Linked DNA regions of Mus musculus: region 2 is linked to region 1. The links are chromatin loops, found by intact Hi-C in ENCODE. Cell type or tissue: gastrocnemius. All regions are shown on one strand.

What was found. A loop is a pair of places that touch in the nucleus more often than their neighbours do. Peaks named below come from ENCODE experiments on the same cell type or tissue, not always from the same donor. Only the 100,000 strongest peaks of a DNase experiment are listed, where the experiment ranks them.
Region 2: a loop joins it to region 1, with 2.2 times the contacts of the local background. A loop is called at or near these places in 2 of 42 quality-filtered maps.

What each region holds. Positions count from the first base shown.
Region 1 is chr11:63,934,001-63,936,500 of GRCm38, forward strand. No RefSeq gene overlaps it. Among named protein-coding and RNA genes, the nearest start is that of Hs3st3b1, 13 kb to the left of the region's middle. In gastrocnemius, no CTCF peak of the experiment used is centred here; no DNase peak of the experiment used is centred here.
Region 2 is chr11:64,053,847-64,056,346 of GRCm38, forward strand. The region is part of intron 3 of Cox10 (heme A:farnesyltransferase cytochrome c oxidase assembly factor 10); the gene reads right to left. Among named protein-coding and RNA genes, the nearest start is that of Gm51866, 22 kb to the left of the region's middle. In gastrocnemius, no CTCF peak of the experiment used is centred here; no DNase peak of the experiment used is centred here.

The DNA of each region.
Region 1 (2,500 bases):
AAGATCCCAGTCAATGAGAAACCATATCTCAAAAGGTGTATGTTCCTAACCAACAACATCAACAGATGGTCTTTTGGCTTCCTTCCACATGCACATACCTGCACATATGAGTACACCACATTCTCTCTCTCTCTCTCTCTCTCACCATACCCTCCACCCTCTACCTCCCTATACCACAATCTCTCCCACATACCCCATACCCCCACATACACACCATATCCTCCCCACACACCATACCCTCCACATACACCTCATAACCCCCATAGCCTCCCCCCCCCATCTCATATCCTCCCTCACAGAAGCAGCATGAAATAATGCTTTGCTAATAATTGCCTTTCCAGCCCCATAACCAATTCCGTTTTTGCTGATACCTGAGAACACCATCTACCTCCTCTTTCTATCGACATGGTGAGAGTCGCTTTCATGTAAGACAAATTTGCAACTCCTGTTCACTGTATTTATTCTGAAGTTGAGGGCTGCAGGGCTGAGCCTTGCAGGCTAGGGTACCTTGCAGGCTAGGGATTGTCAGATTGGCATTCACAGGGAGTCACCTGTAGATCAAACAGTAATTGACTTTAAATGTTACAAATTTGAAACTGAACTTGAAGGTGCACAGAGCCAGTTATGATTTAGCCAAACATGGTCTGCACTACAGGCAAGACCTGTGGAGTTTTGACCTTCAGCCTGTGGCCTACACAGCCTGTCCCCTTTTTTCAGATCCCAAAGTCCAGAGGAAAAGAGAGCATTAAAGCAGAAATGGCTCCCATGTGCACAGAATGTAAGCTTCTCCCATAGACGAGAAGGCCATTGCCAGTGCGGAGGTGACTTTTGAAGGGCACCCAGATCATCAGGGGTGTCCCCAGCACCCAAGGGCCTCTAGTACCAGGAGTGGCCCTCAGAGCTGTGTGGATCAACTTTACCACCCAGTCTGTCTCTGCCTGGTTGACCTTTCTTCCTTACACACACGTCTAGATTCATCACCCAGGGAATGACTTCGTAGTCTCTTTGGAAACTGCATTCCCTTTCCCACCCCACTGCCTGGCCCAGTCCAAGACTTACAGAACGTGTTCAACAAATTTCTAGAACTGAAAATAATTAAGGCAACCAAGCATCTTGGATTTCTGCATCCCAGTAAGACCGAACACCCATCAGTGTTGACACAATGCCAGTTTCTAGTCTGCTTTCGACCTTAGATTAAGTGCAAACATAAACCATCCATCAGAACGAAAGCTTTCTGTATCCTTCCCTCCCTCCCGTCTTCCTTCCTTCCTTACCTACCTCCTTCCCTTTTCCTTCCTTCCTTCCTTCCCTTTCCCTTCCTTCCTCCTGTCCCTCCTTCCTCCCGTCCCTTCTTCCCTCCTTTCCTTCCCTTCTCCCTTCCTTCCCTTCTTTCTTTTTTCCCTCCTCCCTTCCTTCCCTCCTTCCTTTCTTTTACCCTTCCTTCATTCCTGAAGGCCCAGGCCAGCATTTCCATTCAGTACTTCCAGGGACATCTGCATCTCCCCTGCCTCCACCCTAGTTCTTACCACCTTGCTTCTCTCTTGGACTAGGACACACCCCATCTTTGCCTTCCGGTCCCCCCAAATTCTACCTTGAAGTCAGTTTTCCACTTAGCACTATGCCAAAGGACCAGTCACTCCCTGCCTGACTTACAGCTTCTCATCCAGCCACCTCGGCCACCTCCTGTCATTCCTTCTTCTTAGCCCTTCACCTCCTTGGTGGCCTTTCAATCTTAGGAGCATCTTTGTCCACCATGGCTTTGGACGATGCCATCCACTGACCTGTGCTCTTCATGTGGTCTTTGCTTCCCAGCTCCCTGCTCCCACTCACACATGACCAGCCCAAAGGGGCTTTCCTTGGGATTGCAGGAAAGCAGCTTCCCCATTCTCCATGGCTCCAATCATTCTAGTCCGTCAGTCTTTCTCCCCTCGTAGTACCATGAAGGCCTTGAAAAAGACACTGTATATGGACAGAGGCTCTATCTTTCTCCTTTGTGCTGATGTCTCTTTTGCTTAGAGTCACATAGTGAATGTCCCAGAATCGCCTTTGGTTTTCTTGATGTGGAAGAATGGCAAACCAGAGGGAGGGGGCAAAGCAGGGTGTCTTTTCCCCCCATGACGATGTAGAACAGACAGACAAACAGAAGCACACAGAACCAGCTCTGTCAGAAGTTTGGAAACAGTTCAATGTTTTACATTAATTATGTGAATGACAAATGATAGCAAGCATGCTCACCTGTCTTCAAAACAGTAGGAAATCTGGGGGCACCCCCCACTGAGCTGAGCCCCACCCCCCACCCCTCACCCCAACCCCAGCATGCTGGCAGTCTTGGTTTTGAAGGAGCAGCAGCCTGAGCCCCACTTTGGGACTCTGCTTCTTTGAATGAAGGGGAGCAAACCAGCATGCAGTTCTGTTCTAACTTATCTGGAGGAACTTGAAGGATGGGTCTTTCATTCTGGTGGACAGAAACATGGGCATCTCTCGAGAAGCGAAGCTGGAG
Region 2 (2,500 bases), 120 kb after region 1:
ACCTTGCTGTTTTCCTTTGAGATATAATGGCCAGATATTTACAGCCTTTCCATAAAATGGACCCTCCAAAGCCGAAGCTCAGGCACAAAGGTTAAACCTATGAGAAGTAGTTTGGGAGGGAGTATTGTCCCTAAAAAGAGTTCGGCAAAAGGGAATTGTTAGCCAAACTGTTTCCACTAAAACAGTGAAGCTTCTCACTTCCTTACCCAACCTGCTCAGTGGGGCCACCCACAGCCAAGCATTTTATTTGTTTTATTTATTTATACTCATGCAAGTTTATTATATAAGAAACACTTTTTTTTCCAACATAACATTTTTAATGATTCCCTGGGAATTTCACATCATGCAACCAGATCACACTCACTTCCCAGTCCTTCCATGTCCCCTCACCACACTCTTATGACCCCACAAAAAAGTAAAAATAAAAAACCAGAAAAATAAAAATAAACAAGTCCAATCTGTGTTATCTATATACTCACTGGAGCATGCGCAAACTCTCAGCAGACTGCCCTGTAAATAGGACCAAGTCCTCCTCTTGCCATCAACTGTGAAGAGCTACACTTCAGCATCTCTATCACTTCTGAAGAGTTCTTTTCCATGGCTTCTACTGATGCTTTGATGGAGGGGGGAGGAATAGGATAGGGGTTGTCACAGATGCCTTCCCTGTCCCTTCCTCTCAATTATGTGTCTGCAGTCATCTAGATTACTGCAAAAGTAGCCTTCTTGCTCAACACAGTCAGCAGGAGGATGAATTATGGGCCCAGGTGCAATAGGACCACACTCAGACAAGGCATTTGGAGACAGCCCAGACCACAGACATCAACACAGCCTCAGGTGGCAGTGCAGAACACTCAGATCAGTATGGTCCCCAATAGCAGGACAGCCCACACACGACATGGCTTCAGGTGGCAGCACAGACCACAGACATTGGCATGACCTTTGGTGGTAACATAGGTTGCAGACATCAGCAAAGACCCCAACAGCCATGCATTTAAATGAGTGTTTTCATTCTGGTCCTGAACGTACTGAGTCCATTTTTTACATCTGACTGCTGAGTCAGGACTGAGCCACTGCCCTTTCTCTCTGGGCCTGGCCCCACACATCCTTCAGCATTTCAGGACTCACTGAGCAACAGTCCTTCACTCCCAGTGAGGGAGTGGCAGTGAGGATGCGATGCGGCAGTGCTAACCGAGGAGCAGTGAGGATGTGGCAGTGCTGAGGAGCACTCTGAGCAGCCAGTGCAGCTTTCCAACAAGAACAACACTCAACACTCTGATGAAGAACATGTGGAAGAATGTCCTTATGGACATGGTCTTTAGGTAATCCTGGATACCAAGAGTTGTTTGCCTAGCCTAGTGGGATTCATTGTTAACATTTACCTTCATTATTCATCTGAGCAAGAAAGACAATTGTTAACTGAAGAATACGCCATTTAGAACAAATCAAAAGTCTTTGACAATTCTCTGAGCTCGAAGGGCACAGTTTTTTACAGATATGATGAATGTTTAAGAGGAACGAAGTGGGGCCACCTTCAATACTCAAGAGATGCTGAGATGAACAAAAGCGGCAGATTATAGACTTCAGGACACAGTGCCAGCACTAAGCCAACTAAGGACCAAGAAACACAGCAGCCTATGGCCATTTGGTTAGAAAAAGGATTTCTTAGCTGTCCCTAAGTAGTAAATCACTACAGTGCAGTAAAATACAGCCATGGACCACATTACTGACTTCAGACAAAAATAGACCACATATGCAATTGTGGGCTCACAAGATGTTATCACCTAGTGACATGCTCACCCTGGTTTAGTGATTAGCACTCTCTTTTGTCTGCACAACAAAGTCACCTGCCAGAACAGGACCAGCACTAAGCACTGCAAACGTATAACAGGTGATTTGTCATCAAGAGGCTCAGCTGTGAGCAAAATGGTGGGACAGAGTCCACTACACTTTCTTGCACTATTGAACAGCTAGCTCCTGAACACCCTGTGTGCAAGGCACTAGACACTAGTCAAGTGAAAGGTGATGGTCAACTAGGTTCCATCTACAGAATATTCTACAAGTCACTCTACCACATACTTCACACACTGGTAATGGAGTTTCACCGTGTAAGGCCAAGAACTCTGAAGAACAGAGCAGGGGCACCTAGTCTACAGGGAGGAAGAGGAGGTATGTGTCCTGGAGACAGATGGAAGGGCTGACTCAAGAGCTCCAGGGTGAGAGACTGGGCCAGCCTCTCCCCACGCAGAAATGAAGTCTCTCAGAAGGTAAATATTGACGAAACTACACCTCTGTCTTTATAAAGTCACGGGATACACAACAGTACTTCTCTCCTGACACCCATGTTTACTATTCCTTCACATTTGTGGTTTAAGAAAGACATTTGTCAACTTTCTACTTTACAGTAGAGCTTTCAAAAGAGTTTACAGAAAGGTTTCCAAAATAACAATTGGAAAAAAAAAAAAAAACTTTTTTTAGCACTTAACAACCTTGGTGCATTCTT